2 separate regions of the Homo sapiens genome follow, and region 1 is linked to region 2. A link is a loop called in an ENCODE intact Hi-C map of the cell type or tissue named here. Cell type or tissue: PC-3. All regions are shown on one strand. Links, peaks and the distances in the headings refer to the core of each region. The heading gives the core; the rest is flanking DNA.

Region 1 (8,334 bases), core at 151-8,150, 55 kb after region 2:
AAGGGAAGGAGGGAGGGAGGAAGGAAGGAAGAGACAGAAGGGAGAGAGAGGGGAGACAGGGAAAAGGGAAATTTGAGTGTATTTGTGTGACAGGATGTGAGGAAGAAAATGGCCCATCATTCTGTGGCCATTTCTTTTCAGCCTAGAAACTCTGTCATGTGAAAGTCTCATCATAGTCTCAATTTTTTTTTTTTTAATAAATGGAGAGGTTTAGTAGACCAAATGATTCCAAATGAAAAGTGGCCATAGGATGCAGAGACCACCCCAGTCCCCAAGCCCTGTGGCCTAATAAGGCTGTTTCAGATTGCTGCCTCCCTCACAGAGAGATGGAATTTGTTGATAGTGAGTGTCAAACACTGGAGAGATTTGTGGATGGTTAGGCTGACACTGTCTTTTGATCTCCATCTGTTGAGGGAGGAAAGGGGCTGGCCTTGCTTTCCAACATAACTTAATCCCAGAATGAGAGCCCAAAAAGCTTCCAACAACCTGACCTAGGTACTGCCAGCCATTTTTCAAATGTCCCTCACTTGCCTTCACTCTTCTGTTCATGAGAAGAAATGTGGCTATAATCTTGTGTGGGGCTGGGTAGGACCGTTCACACGGTCTTTATCTATCCTGCAGATGAAAGGAAAAATGTTCAACAGATGGATATTTCTAAAGCCTACCACCCTTTGCTTTTTTGAAGCTACACATCTGTTGGGTATGATCACAATTCCCTACGGAGTGAAACACAAGATGGCCTACTTGAACACCAAAATCTTGGCCCAACAGCCCACTTGGGAGCCATTTAGGATATGGCCCTTTTATGACACTTCACAAGTTGAATGGTAAAGGAAGATACCAAGGTTGCCCAAATTAGCTGATATCATGGATCTTCTTCAGAAATTCTAGATTCAGGATGACATGTTGAGGAAAAATATTCCAAGCACTGAATCTTAAAACTCATTTTCTCAGCCTTATGCCTCAAATTCTCTTGGGAATCCTGAAACAGACCTGTGGAGACACTCTTAATCTTTGCAATGCCAAGAGAGCCTCCAGCCAAAAGGTCACTCAGGAATGAAATGGAAGGGTTGGGGTAAGGGCAGGGATGTTTCTATGTCTTCAGTAGATCCAAATAAGAAAAGTTCACACAGGCAATAAAAGAAGGCCAAAGTGAGAAAGGACCCAGGACAAAATAAACCTGGTTCCTACAGCATTCAACCCATACATAACCTCAATCACATGCACTGTGACCCACAAGCATCTGTGGTGCACAGACGTAGGTAATTTAGAACTGTAGAAAACAAACATCAACAGCCTCTCAAACAGTGGTTGGCTGGGTCCTCCACTTTCCTATGGGCTATGTTGGTTTCATGTAGATGTGGCCCAAGATAGACCACACTAACTGCTTTGGTACTTCCAGGATGTGGAAGAAACTATTTTGGAGTATTCAAGGAAAACTTGAAATGGGTTCTCATTGGTTTCTCACTCCTTCCTCTTCCTGTCTTTACAGCTGGCAATACAGATCAGACCCAATCTTTCAGCAGAACAGGGAAGAAAGAACTCGGCCTAAGCTCTGCTTTCACAAAAAGAACACAGGACAGGAGTTTGGGAAGAGAAAACTCATTGAGAAAACACTCGTTCTTTATTCTCTTCAATTCTTAGCTGAGGCTCTTTGGACAAATGTAACCTTTGGGACCTCAGTTGTCCTAATCATAGTATGTGGTGAACAAGAACAGTGATCCATGTGAGGCAGGGGAGCTCAATCAGTCGTCACTTAATGCATCGAACTCTGGAGTCTAGGATCAGTGGGCTTTGTTCTGAGCCCATAGACAGCCTCATTGTCTCTGAACTCTGCTAAAGGCTGAGTTGGCTCATAATTAAGAAGAAAAAGTAAGCTATTACACCTGGGCAGAGCCTAAACCTGTCGTCAGGCCTCTTGCTCCTTTTCTGTGCTAGTATTCTAGACCAGGTAAGTCCAAGACAGAAGTTGGTGAGATTGCTTTGTCCCCCCACAGGCCTCCCCAAACATCTCTAACCACGTGACCTGGATAGAAATAAAGTGGCCTGGCCGGGCGTGGTGGCTCACGCCTGTAATCCCAGCATTTCGGGAGGCCGAGGCGGGTGGATCACCTGAGGTCGGGAGTTCAAGACCAGCCTGACCAACATGGAGAAATCCCGTCTCTGCTAAAAATACAAAATTAGCCGGGCCTGGTGGTGCATGCCTGTAATCCCAGCTACTCGGGAGGCTAAGGCAGGAGAATCGCTTGAATCCAGGAGGCAGAGTTTGTGGTGAGCCAAGTTTGTGCCATTGCACTCCAGCCCGGGCAACAAGAGCGAAACTCCATCTCAAAAAAAAAAAAAAAGAAAGTGGCCTTTTTTCCCTCCTGCCATTTATGTCCCCAAAGGATGGAGGCAGAGTTAGAACTCATGGTGTGGGCAACCAATACAGAAAATCTGAGCTCTTGAGATCCATTTTGAAGCAGAGATGAAGAGTCTGAATTCCCAGATGGACCAGGTCACAACACCATTGCTCAACCCTCTGCTGTTCTGAGCGAGGCTAGAGTAGCCCTCTTTCCGTCTCCCCAAAAGGTAGAATACGGGCTCGCAGAGGCAGGAGCAAGAGGGGAGGCTAGAACAAAGGAGTCTTTCTTTAGCAGAGTGACCTTCCATAAGTCACTTAACCCTTCCATGCCCCTTGCTGTCATGTGACTCAAGTCATAATTTATTGGTTAGAAACGTTCAGTTGCTCAATGAAAAGTAATGGAAAAAGGGTGAACTCGTACAGTCATTCTACTAAGGAAACTTTGTCTATTCAATGTTAGGTTACAGAGTGGCCTTTATTTTAATTAAAAAGCATCTGGAAATTGAAAAGCCTGTTTGGCCCGGGGCCTCATTGGAGAGTAACTGAGGCATGTCATCTGGCTGGGCCATCCCCTGGTTCTCTCAGTGGGGGCTGGCGGGAATAGGGGAGTGGAGGCTGCCTGCCGAGGCCTGGTGCACTTTTTGTGACCGGAGCAGATAAGCTCCGCCGCACATACTGCTCCCTCCGCTGACATTATGGGGGCTTCTCTTACACCTCCATCCTCAACTAGGCCAGCAGCAGCAGGCTTCGTCGCCCGTGGCTTTGCTAACTGTCTCCTGAGGGAAGAGGGTCTCCCACTTTAAGCTTGTATTGTCCCAGAGATGATAAGAGATCCCAATACCAGGATGTGTTCCTGCATTCCCTGACAACCAGTGCTGACAGCAAAAACATTTCTAGACAACTTCTTGTGACTTAACTTTTATGTAGGCAGCATACTCCCCGGCCCTGCCCTTTACAGAGCACAGAATGACTGGACAGAATGGAATGCTCATCAGATGGAAAGACGCAAAACCTATCTCATTTCTGATTGTGGCTTTAATCAGGTCCATTGTCTAGTCTGGGTCTCAGTGTCCTTATTGGAGCCAATTTTATGTATGGGTCCCAAACAGCACTGATCACAGAACTTCTTGTGCAGAGTCAGCACAGAGTAGTGGTTAAGAGGACATACTGACTGGGTTTGAATTCTGACTCTACTACTTCCTGCCTGGGTGGCCTTGGGCAAAGTTACTAAATGTCCCTGTGCCTTCGTTTCCTTGGCAGTAAAACTGTAATACTAAAATTACTATTAAAAGGATAAAATGAGTTAATATATGTAAAATACTTAGAATAGTAGCAGTAAGTGCTACATAAGTGTTTGTTACAAACTGAACTTGTTCAAAATGTAGATTTGTGGGCCCGCCCCAGGAGATTTTGATGCAGTAGGCTTGGAAGGGGCCCTGGAAATATGGATTGTTTTAAAAGCCCTCTGGGTGATTCCGACGTCCACTCGCTGGATAGTCCTTAAGCTCCTGTCCAGTTGTGCACTGGGAGAGAGGTTCATTCACTCAACAGATATTAACTGAGGGGCTACTGTGTGCCAGGCACTGTACTAGCTGCTGAGGTCATAGCAGCAAACAAGTCAGACATGAGCCCTGATTCAGGAAGCTTACCTTCTAGTAAGAAAAGACAAGTAGTAAATAAGCCACCATATAAACACATAATAAATCAAACAAATACCTGATATAATTTCAGAGAGTAATACATGCTCTGAAGAAAATAAAAGAAAACAGGGTGACAATCAGGATCCTACTTTCATGAGGGTAATCAGGGAGGCCTCCTGGAGGAGGTGACAGCCGCTGGAAAAAACCATATTACCACCTAGAGGAACAGCTGGTGCAAAGTCCTTGAGGTAGGAACAAACTGGAAGGGTTTAAGGAAAGAAGGCCAGAGTGGCTGGAACGTAGTGAGTAAGGAGAGTGGTAGGGAATGGGGCTGCAGGATAGGTGAGAGTCACATAATGGCGGCCATGGCAGAGTGTTTGGATTTTATTTTAAGTGCACTGGAAAACCATCGCAGGTTTTAAGCCCGGGGGGTGACATGTTCTGACTTATGCTTTAAAAAGTTCGATTTGGCTCTTGTGTCACAAATAGACTGAGGAGGCAAGGGTTGAAGCAGGGAGACCAGTTGGGAGGCTATCATAGTGGACCAGGCAAGAGATAACAGTGGCTAAGACTGAGGGGTAGTGATGGAGGTGATGAGAAATGGTCAAATTCTGGATATATTTTGAATATGAAGCTGAGAGGATTTTTCCAGTGGATTAGATGTGGGGGATAAGGGTAAGAGAGAAATCGGGAATGACTCCTTGAGCAAGGGGATGGATGGAGACAGTGCCTCTCCCTTTCCACAAGCTCGTCTCACTGCCTATACACTTGCCCTGCTGCTATGCCTCCTTCTCCACATCACAGCCAGGCTGATATTTTGAAAATGCAAATCAGGTCATGTCACTCCCCTCATCTGTAGACTCGGTCTAATGGTTTCTTATCACACTTGGAATAAAACCAAAGTTCTTTCCATGGCCCACAACACCCTGCGTGCTCTGGTTCCTACCAACCTCTCCAAACTCATTTCCTGCCACTCTTCTGGTCACTGTCTGTGCAACACCCACTCTGGCCTCCTTGCTTTTTCTCAAACATGTCAAGAATAATCCTTTCTAAAGACCTTTGCACTTTCTGTTCCCTCTGCCTCTAACACCTTTCCCTGACCTTCCCATGTCTGGTTCCAGTGCTTCGGTTCTCTACCTGAACATCACCTCTTCCAAGAGGATTTCCCTGAGCGCCCTATCAAAAGTAGCATACCCCATCATTTTCTATCTTCTTACCCTGTTTTCTTTTTCTCTCTAGCACTTATCACTACCTGACATTCTATATTATATAGTTATCCATTTATTGTCTATCTATCTTCTAACAGTATAATGTAATTTCCACGAGATCAAGGACTTTGCTTTGTTCCCCACTGTATCCCCAGCATCTATAACATTCCTGGTGCATAGTAGGAGTGGTGGGTTGAATGATGGCCCCTAAAAAGATACATCTGTGTCCTAACCGCAGGAACCTGTGAACATGACTTTTTTGGAAGAAGGATTTTTGCAGATGTAATTAAGGATCTCAAGATGAAGTCATTGTGGATTATATAGGTGGCCTCTAAGTCAAATGATGAGTGTCCTTATAAAAGACAGAGGAGAACCACAGGGAGAGAAGAGGAAAAGACCATGTGATGACCAATGCAGAGATCAGAGTGATGCAGCCACAAGCCAAGGAGTACCTGGAGCCAGCAGAAGTTGGAAGAGGCAAGGAAAGATTCTCCCCTAGAATCTTTGGAGGAGGCAAGGCCTTGCTGACACCTTGATTTGGGACTTCTGGCTTCCAGAACTATGAAAGAAAACATTTTCTGTAGTTTAGACCACACCAAGTTTGTGGTAGTTTGTAACAGCAGCCACAGGAAATGAATACACTAGGTGTGCAATATTGTCTAATGCAAGAATGAATGAATGAAGGCAAGAATGAGTTGGAGAAAGGGTAGGCTCAAGAATCAGGAGTTCGGTATTGTCTGAGATGCCTATAACATGTGCAAGAGGGATGTCGAGTAGGCCGTGGATATATAAGACAGGAGTGGGCTGGAGAGGTCAAGTCTAGAGCTCCACATCTGGAAGCCATCAGCCACGGGGTTGGATGATATCACCATTGGAGACAATATAGTGGAGAAGAGTGCTGAAAAGAACTCTGAGGAGCAAGCTACATTTACAGTGCTGCTCCTATTCAGCTGTGCTCTCAACATGAAGTTCTGCCACCCCACCTTACCCCTAGAGCAGACATTTGGCAATGTCTGAAGACATTTTTCGTTGTCACACAACTGAGCAAGCAGGCCAGGGATGCTGCTACACATTCTACAGTGCAATGTGTGGTAATAATTTGTAATGATCTGGCTCAAAATGTCAATAGTGCTAAAGTTGAGAAACCCTGGTGTACAGAGACTAGCTTAAGTCTCCTAGATTCATGGAGTTTGTTTTTGAATCTGTTCTATACTGCACACATTTTGTTTCTCAACTCTTATTCATAAAAGAAGCAGTAAAAAGATCAAGAGGTAGAACTGTCCACCACTAGTTTATTGTGTGACCTTCAGAGATTCACTTCCTTTTTTGGAGTTTCTGGGTCCGTTTGGTGTTGGCGGGTGAAGGTGAGCAAGAGGGTGATTGAATTAGCTGCTCTCTGAGCTTAGAGTTTATGTCTCTGTTCTTTCCGCCATGGAGTGGTATATTCCCACTTGATCAAGCCACTGAGCAGAGTTTTCAGGCAAAGAGCAGAGTGCAAACTGCTTCCTAGGCAGAGACTGAATTTTGTAGGACAGCTCCAGTTTCAAACATGCTACCACCCTGAATCTTCAGAAGGACATGGGTACTCTTGTGTCCCAATATTGCAATTTGGACATTTTTCTCCTAACACTCACAGAGCACCAACTAAGAGCCAGGCACTGTTCTAAGCATCCCTTTGTTTAATTGTCACAACGACCCTAAGAAGTAGTATCATTATTATTCCCTTTTACAGATGAGGAAACTAAGGATCAGAGGTTAAGTGACCTGGCTAAAGTCATGCAGCCAGCGCATGACAGAGCTAAGACTAAGACCCAGGTATCCCTGATGCCAGAGCACACCATCATAGCTACTCTATCACACTGGCTGTCACATCACATGCCAGCGTGCCCTGGAGCTGTTAAGCAGTGAATAGAGGGAAAAGAAGAGGGTCCTGCCTGAAATACTGGCCATTTCTTTGCCTTTGAAAGGGCTTCTGTATGAGCAAGTATTCCTAAACTAAACTGAACTAAACTAAACTGAACTAAACTAAACTAAACTAAACTAAACTAAACTAAACTAAACTAAACTAAACTAAACTAAACACCTTCCTTCCCTGATCCCTTCGTCACTTGTGTGTAGCCTCTTGAGAACATTACCCAGCTAAGGGTTTGGAAAATCAGTTCTATATGTGGTGCATTCGCTGCAATTCTAGGCTTTTCATTTGGGTGCCTTAATTAAGGCCAATATTCAAGTGTCTGTGCACTGCACTTTTAATTAGAGCAGGGCAGACATGGTAGTGCTGGGGCCATTTGAGAAGGCACTGTACTTTCTCAAGCATCCTGGCCATATCCTCTCTTCCTGAAGTCAGGAAGAATGAAGCCTAATAGATAGAAAATTGCAAAGGACCCAAGTGCCCAGAGAACAACTGCTTCATTGTACAGGTGAGTCCAGTGAATTTCAAGGGGCTAAGACTTGACCAGAATCATACCGGCAGATTGGGGGCAGAATTGCAATCAGGCTCATGTGACCAGGCCAGGAAGATTCTGCATGACCAAGGTGCTCATCAGAGAAGGGGCCTCATCTGTCTTCTCAGGGCCTAAAATTGTAATAGCTGCTCTTTTGTTAGGGCATCGTGGTTTTCACAGGGCCCCTGGGAAACTGGAAATCATTTTACCTACCCATATTAATTAGTGGCCCTTAACAGAGTTAAATGAATAAACTACAGTCCCCAAGCTGTCACATACTGTGTATGATGAGATTTAAATGAGTGGTAAACACTTTGGTCGTTAAGAGGAGGGGGTCCTCCTGGGAAGTCATCACTAAGGAAATGAGGCTGCCTTGAAGGATAATGTGAGAGAAGTGGAGATGCTATTTCAAGCAGTGGGGGATAGACTGAGCTACAGTGTAGAAGTGAAATGGCATTATATACACAGTCACGACATGCACACACACACAGATACATACATGTGCACATACACATTCCTTAATTGAAGATAACAACTATTTATTAAAAAGCTATGCTGTGCCAGGTCCTAGAGATATAGCTATTTAGGAGTCTTTGTGCAAAGGAGCACAAATTTTTAAAAAAGGTGAAATGGTAATGATGAGGATGAGGATGAAGAAGGTAAAGATGAAAAAGCATGAAAATAAATATAAGCCCCAT
Region 2 (8,334 bases), core at 193-8,192:
GTTCCCATGCCCATGGATGGACCACTGAGCATGGCCCCGGGCAGCAAGGTAGCTCCCAGACAGAGCTATCCATATCCTCAGGAAAGAGCTTTGGATCTTCTTAAGAACTTGCTTATCAGCACAGGTACCATTGGCATTGCTATTTATTAAGCACTTACTATGTTTCCAGCACATTATATACATCATCTCACTTTTTTTTTTGAGACAGGTTCTCACTCTGTTGCCCAGGATGGAGTGCAGTGGTGCGATCATGGCTCACTGTAGCCTCAACCTCCCAGGCTCAAGCAATCCTCCCACCTTAGCTTCCTCAGTTGCTGGGACTACAGGTGTGCACCACCATGCCTGGCTAATCTTTTATTTTTATTTTTATTTTAGTAGAGACGTGTTTTCGTTATGTTGCCTAGGCTGGTCTTGAATTCCTGGGCTCCAGCGATCTGCCCACCTCAGCCTCCCAAAGGGCTGTGATTACAGGCGTGAGCCACCATGCCCAGCCTCATCATCTCACTTATAATCCTCACAACAACCCTGTTATTATTCCCATCTGCCAGATGAAAACTGAGGCTCAGAGAGATTAAGTGACTTTCCCAAGGTCACAGAGCTCTCTGATTCTAAAGCTGAAGTCATGCAACAAAGATGTCTGCCTTATAGGCTGTACTCTGGGGTTGACAACTGAGGACAAGGAATTAGAAATGTTATCAAATAATACCTTATTTTAGTCTACAACAATTGCCATTCAACTCCTATTAGCATGGTTAATACCCTGCAAATACGACAGAGAAAAAGTCAAAGCTTGGCACTATGTCCCATGGGTACCTATCCTTCAGAGGCAGCAGAAGGAAGAGAACCAGACCATGCAATTGACAGAGACAAAGCCACCTTCTTAAAAAATTGCAGTTGAAGCTGCATACTTTAGGACTCACAAACACAATTATAGTTCCACCATTTTTTTCACCCAGTTTTTCTTCACCTTTTTGGGTGTTAACCCTTTTGAGAATTTGAGGAAAGCTGTAGATCCTCTCAGAAAAGTATGTAAAAGCAAAAACACAATTCTGCACATAGTTTCAGAAAAATTCACCCAGCTTCCCATAGCTAGTCCAAGAGCAACAGACCCCATGTTTAAAACTCCTGCATTAAGAAAACCTAATTCTGGCTGGACGCGGTGGCTCATGCCTGTAATCCCAGCACTTTGGGAGGGCGAGGTGAGCAGATCACGAGGTCAGGAGTTCAAGACCAGCCTGGCCAACATGGTGAAACCCCATCTCCACTGAAAATACAAAAATTAGCCAGGCATGGTGGCATGCGCCTGTAATCCCAGCTACTTGGGAGGCTGAGGCAGGAGAAGCGTTTGAACCTGGGAGGCGGAGGTTGCAGTGAGCTGAGATTGCGCCACTGCACTTGAGCCTGGGTGACAAAGCAAGACTCCATCTCAAAAAAAAAAAAAAGAAAAAAGAAAAGAAAAAGAAAACCTAATTCTGTGTTTTAGAAAATGATAAACTAGAGATCAATGATTTCTTTAAATAACAAGCCGATCTAGGGCACAAAAATAAGGATTTGCTTTATGAAAATTTTGTTTTCAATGTCTAATTGCCTGCATGAGGTACACTTACAATGAACATATCTCTATTTCCCTAGTGCCCCATGCAATTAGAAATGATGATGGCACAGACGACCATCATAACTGTCCAGAACAGAAAGCTGGAAACTATAGGTACAGTAGGCAGTAAGTTTTTTGTTTGTTTGTTTGTTCATTTGTTTTGTCACTGGAGGGTGGACAGTGACTCATCAGATAGGAATAGCTTTACTGGATGGGGACTAGACTATATGACTTTATTAAACAGCACCATTCAGTATCATGAGTCAAAGGTTCTAAGACCCATGTAAACCTGGAGAAGACTCAGACCACAAGTCTGTTCCTGCTAAACAGCTTATGGCTTCATGAAAGGCCAGACACCTGATGGGACAAACTAAGTAGATACTGGCTGACTTACTTGAGTCTACAGTCAACCTTCTTATAGTGGCCCATGTTATTTCAAATAGCAACTGTTAGTTCCTTGCCAACTAGAGGTCCCATTGTTCTTTTACAAAAATATTAGATAATCCAAACCCAAGTCATTCCAACACCATTTCCCCCTGGCCTCTTGTATTTTGAGTTGACAAGTTCTTACCATAATCTTCAATAGCATTGTTAGTCCTAGCCTGATATTTCTTCTTCTAAGCCCACTTCCAGTGTTTAAGCCCTCATATAAAAGGTGCTTAGTTGTAAGTCATAGATCCTATGTGGTGGTCCTATAGAACTTTCTTCTTTAAAAACCTTTTTCATCTGAAAGTAAGAGGTTGTGTGGTACGTTAGAAGGAGCACTGCATGCGGAGCCCCTAGTTCCATCATCTATTGCCTCTCCACCTCTCCGATACTCAATTCCCTCTATCAGACAGGTGACAGTCCTTACCCTGCCTATCTCACAGGAGCCTCGAAAGATTCAAATAAGATAGTGAGTATACAGATAATGTATTAAGCGTAGTGTTAGAAAATGAGAACTCATAACCATTATTTCATTTAAGCTTCAAACCAACTCCATGAACTACGCAAATCCTTACCATTCTGTCATATATTAATTCACTTTCTTGACATATTCATTCATATATTCATTGCTTTCTTTTTCTCTCTCACTCTCACTTATTCAGAAAACATTATTACTAGGCACTATGTGTAGCTAAAGTATTTACTGAATCAGAAACAGGCTTAGAAAAGTAAGATAACACTTCAAAGCTTACACTTCTTGGGTCACCCTTCACACCCAAGGGAACTGGGACACTCCCTCCTTCCTTCTCCCCTCTCCTCTTGCCAGACCAGTTTGTTTTCCATTACTCCACATTGCCTGTTCCAGAACATTTCCCCCATTAGATGAAGAAATTTTTACTTGCTTATGAAAAATAGATCCTTGGCCAGGCGCAGTGGCTCATGCCTGTAATCCCAGCACTTTGGGAGGCTGAGTCTGGCGGATCACTTAAGGTCTGGAGTTCAAGACCAGCCTGGCCAACATGGTGAAATCCCATCTCTACTAAAACTACAAAAATTAGCCAGGTGTGGTGGTGCGCAACTGTGATCCCAGCTACTTGAGAGGCTGAGGCAGGAGAATCGCTTGAACCCGGGAGGTGGAGGTTGCCGCGAGCCGAGATCGTGCCACTGCACTCCAGCCCGGGCAACAGAGCAGGCTCTGTCTCAAAAAAAAAAAAAAAAAAAAAAAAAAAAAGAAAAGAAAATCCTCGGTCTTGTTTGAGACCTCGGAGGCAGTTAGTCCTGTTTTCTCCTTGTGAGCATGAGGGTGAGGCAGGCCTCTTGGACTTGAATCCTCAATGACTGAACTGTTTGAGTTGTATATGGCTTTCAGAATATGGCTGAGTATGTTCACTCTCTCTTTTTCCCTGCTGCCCTTTTCTATTTTGCAAGTTGTAAATAAAATCTGTCACCCCCAAATGCACCAGGTGTCTTCCACTTTCTAATTGAGCAAGGCAGACTCTTTTCCAGCCAACAGTCTTAAAATATTTACCCAAATTTTGGGTTCACTGGATTACTGCTTTAAGCTGGTGAGCAACCCAACTGAAGGTCAATGTTTGTTTCCTGAAGTTGTCCAATGGCCGTGTGGTACTCAGACCTGAAAATGATAACGTTACTCCAGATTGCAAACTCCCCAAGGTGCATCCTGGAGATGGAAGCCAGCCCACAATATTTTCTGATCGGTCAGCATAAGTGATCCTCTCTTTTGAGTTCAAGGTGGGCTCAGAATTGAAACTGTCTTGAGATAAAGCAGATCAGCCCCAATTCACCCCTGGGCTCTGAGCAGAGGAATGTGAAAGGCCCCTCCAGTCAGGGAAGGCATCTGCTCCGCTTGGCTTTGGGCTGTATCAGTTGGCAGATGAAGCTCTGTGCAAATGCTGGCCAGACCAAAATGGTGCCGAGACAGCCACAATGTTGTTTAGAAAAAAGAAAGGAAACATCTGCAAATCCTGCCTTGGTGCTGAGCGGGGACAGCCTGCTGCTTTTCCTCATGGGCCCACGGTGGGCTACCTCCTGACTGATCAGAAGGGTTCCCTGAAACAAATGCATTTGAAAGATATTTTCCATCCCCCTCCTCCCCCCTCCACAGGAAATTCTTGTGTTTAGTCATCCTTACTACATGGGCTGAGTCAGCAAGCTCTGCTTTAACCACAGCTGCTTTCAAATGGTAAGTTAAGACCAGTTAGTTGAATGAGGAGGCTTGGCTGAAACACTTTGACAGCTGGAGCTCCAAAATCGGATGGGTAAACTAGAGGAATTGCAATTTGGATACTGCTCAACACCTTCGAGTCCTTCTGGGTGGGCCTCAGTTACTTTTTTAGTACATTGATACCATGGAGCATTCCAGAACTAGAAGGGACAGCACTTTGAGTGCCTTAAGAGATAACTAAGGTGCAGTGGCAAGCTGTGTTGGCCTAAGATTTAAATCCTGGTCCTGCTAATAATTTGCTATATGACTATAGGGCAATTATCTCCTCCCTCTGTGTATTAGCATTCTCAATCCTTAAAATAGAGGTTTGGATATGATGACCTCTAAGGGTTCTTCCTGCTCTGGTGGTCTATGAAACAATCTAGGACAGATGGCCAGCCACTCTTTTCCCAATTTACCAGGGGAAGACACTACATAACCTGTTTTGGGAATGTGGCCCAGCATTTTATCTGTGTGTGGTAAAAATGTCTTCCCTGGGTCTAACCACAATCTGTTTTCTCTTGTTTGGGCCTCTGTAGACATGGAGCACCCTCAGGGAACATTCTTTTCTAAAGATCCTTTGTCAACTACAAGAGCCTTCACGTCTGAGCTCTGTTAAATCCTCTGCAATGGCAGACAATTGCTTATTGCTGGGGTCTCAATGAGCACACTTTCCCTCTCGTCAGATAGTTTTTCATATTTTTGGTCATTATCACTGACTTGTGAACCCAGGGACACTAAGGCTGGGCTAGTTGGACAGTAGCTCTATAGAAAAGGGAAAGTCATCTATTCCAGAGCAGATACAAGTTGTTCTCACAAAAGTTGTCCTAGACCACAAAGAGTCTTGGACACAAGAGGGAGGATGGCCCTGTGGAATCCAACCTTTCAACTCCTGGATCCATACTTGGACATTTGAGCCCAATGGACAAATAGTTAACATTTGCCGAGCACTTAATATGTGTGTGCTACACGTTGTTCTAAGCACTTTACATGCCCACGTGATCTTATCTAATCCTTGCAACTGTACTCTGCAGTAGTGTGATTATTATTCGTATTTTACAGATTAGGAACCTGAGGCACAGAAAGGTTAATTAACTCACTGGAGGTAAACAGCTAGTAAGCACTCTAATCCAGGAATGCTAGCTCAGGGATCTCTGCTCCACACCATTATGCTTCTGAGTGGGGCCAGCTGCATGGGAGGACTGAGGCTAGTACTGATGATTCTGGCTCCTGTGAGGGACAGCCCGCCCCACATGCCGCATGTGCCTGCATCTCTTGTCAGGTGTTGGTTCCTGCCCTGGTTCCCGTGGCATTCTGTGCCCCTTCTACATAGAAAGAAGCTTCCTCGTGCAGAGCTGCAAAGTGTTGACTTTACAACACCGGAAATGGGTCATGTTTTCCTTTTAAAAGGGAAACACAGGGAAAGAACATTATATAAAATTAGTTTCCCCAAACTAAAGAAAGAGTTGGAAAATAGCCACATTCCTCTCTGCTGATAAGTGCATTAGATTTATCAAGTGTCAGAGTTTGGGGAGAACTTGTAGCTTGTCTAGTCCAAGTCCTTCGTGTTACATATTAGGAAACTGAGGCTGAGAAAGTGGTATTAGATACATGCAGATCGAGGGCCAGGAGAGCTCTTAAAAGGTTGGGAAATGGACAGAAATGACACAGACTAATTTATAATTGCCCTTTAAGCCAACCCTACAAAGGAATCTGAAGGACGGATTCATCCACACTGGAGCCACTTTTTCCAGTGGGCTTCCCCAACCCCTTGCATAACAGGGATTCCATAAGCATGAGCTTCAAATGCACTGAGATAACACCCAGCTACCACATTCAGATGATCAAGGTCCATGGCTAAACGGTAATGTTCCTATAACCTTCCTTAACAGCAAACCTGCTTTCAGAATAGATCCCACATCAACAATCACAAAGGACTTTGGAAAAAGCCACTTCTGTTGAAAAAGAAGCTGATCAACCACTGGACTAATGACTGTGATACAAAGAAAAGATACCTCTCAAAGCCTACTATAATGAGAGCAGAATGGAGCCATCTTACTTTTCAGTATTGAATGTGCAGATGTTACTGAAATATTTTCAAGCCAAAGGCTTGTAAAGTATTACTTTAAAATAAATTATATGATAGTATAAATTTTCACTGATCTTAACACAGGAGTCAATATAGAAAAGCTAGAAGAAGAACCTGGGGCTTTGTATGTGGTTAAAACTGCCCAGGAATTGGCCCAGGGGAATAGTATCTTAATGGCTGTTTTCAAAGAAAGATCCTCTTGCATTCCCCAGTGTCAACCCACAATGTATTTTCCAGTATCTTCCTCCTAAACTCAGAAAAAAGGTGTCAGCATTTAAAAATACAAAGTACACAATGGGAGATCTTGCCTAATTTGCCTGCTAATGAAGCAGATAGATAGATGACAGATAAATGATAGATAGATAGATAGATAGATAGATAGATAGATAGATAGATAGGAGAAACCTTATTAAGTATCATGTCTCCTAGGTGCAACTACAGCTAGACTCAAACAGATCTTTAAAAGATCCACATCGTATTTTGGGGCATGATCTATTACAGCCTACTGACTTTCCCACATAGAAAGTCAGCCACATACCATCTTACAAATAACCAAATGAACTCCCCTTCATTTTATATGATAGCTGAAGCCTGATTACCTTTCATAATCAGCCAATATCTTAATTCATCCCAGGTTGCAGCTGGGCTCCAGGAACATGGAAGAAGCTTGGTTTAGGAGGGAAGGCAGAGGGTGAGAGAAATGGGGTATATGTGTACATGTGCATGGCACACAGAATCACTTTTGAAGATTTTTATAGGTAGTCAGTACTTCTAAGCTAGAAAAAACCTGCCTTTGTAGTGTTAGGGGATGACATTTCATTGCAAAAATAAATGATTTGGTCATTACCATTTCATGGTTGCTGGCAACCACCCTCCTCTGCTTTCTAACAATTTCCATTTTAGGCACTGACAAGCCCTTCAAAGTGATTCAGCCAAATATCCACCCAAAGTTGCGTATTTGGCAGTTTCAAACTGAGAAATCTGGGTCCTCTGGGCAAAAATGTCAGAAAGGGCTCCCTCCTTCTTTGTCAATTGTGAAACAAACAGATCACCATGAACAGTCACTGGGGGCTCCTTGGGCAGCCATGCCGAAGGAAAGGGAAAGAACGGAAGTTGTTGGCAGGGGCTGCTTCCTTGGCTTCAGTTTTTGCTCTCTCTCCATTGCTGCTTGCACTTTTCCTGAAGGCCAGCACTGCCTCAATCTTTAACCCTAACCAAGGCGAGGCACTGCTTTTCCACAGGCAAGTGTCCCCTGCAGAAAGAAAGTGATGACCAGGAATGGAAATCACTGGGAAATGGGTCTCGGAGGCTGTAGGGTTTAAGAATATTTTGGAAGCTCACCTCATCCAACTGGCTGAAACTCGCAGGCTATCACCATGCATCCTCACTGGGGAACTTTCAGGCTGGTCTCTGGAACCCATCTGGTCCTCTGTGCCCTGAGCAACCACAAAGCCTAGAGCACTTTGGTTTGCACAGTGAGGAGCAAAAAGTGGAGCAGATTTCAGGGAGCCTCCTGCCTGACCAGCGACTTCAAGAGCCTGAATCCCAAAAGTGCTTTCACACACGTTCCCTTCAGCCTGAAAGGTGGCTCCCTTCTCTTTATTCAGAACTCACTCTAAATGCCAGGCCACCATGGCGACACCATCCTGACCCTTAGTCCATGCCCCACCTGTATTTTTTCTTTTGCCATCTGTAATTCTATATTTGTGTGTTTACTTGCTTTTCACTCACCTTGCCTATGAAACAGTAAGCTCCCTGAGGGCAGGGGACACTTCTGTTTTGTTCAACAGTTTACTCCCAGTGTTTATCAAAGTACCTGGCACATAGTAGATGCTCAGTAAATATTTGTCAAGTGAATGAATAAAATAGTGGTATTCTGTACCTAGTTCATTTTGTGGAAATTTAAAAAGTAGGCCTATTGTCTCCACACATAGGTCTCTCCAATAAAAGCTTGCATTGGATTCTGTTGTAACCCATCTCTCTGGGAGAGACAGCTTGCCT

Evidence for each region. Peaks named below come from ENCODE experiments on the same cell type or tissue, not always from the same donor. Only the 100,000 strongest peaks of a DNase experiment are listed, where the experiment ranks them.
Region 1: a loop joins it to region 2, with 2.4 times the contacts of the local background. A loop is called at or near these places in 5 of 110 quality-filtered maps.

What each region holds. Positions count from the first base shown.
Region 1 is chrX:134,673,336-134,681,669 of GRCh38, forward strand. It overlaps a transcript of PLAC1 not described here. Among named protein-coding and RNA genes, the nearest start is that of PLAC1, 19 kb to the left of the region's middle. In PC-3, for the core only: no CTCF peak of the experiment used is centred there; a DNase peak (open chromatin) is centred at 3,306; H3K27ac peaks cover 1,112 bases.
Region 2 is chrX:134,618,223-134,626,556 of GRCh38, forward strand. The region is part of intron 1 of PLAC1 (placenta enriched 1); the gene reads right to left. Among named protein-coding and RNA genes, the nearest start is that of PLAC1, 36 kb to the right of the region's middle. In PC-3, for the core only: no CTCF peak of the experiment used is centred there; a DNase peak (open chromatin) is centred at 4,199; H3K4me3 peaks cover 590 bases; H3K27ac peaks cover 2,155 bases.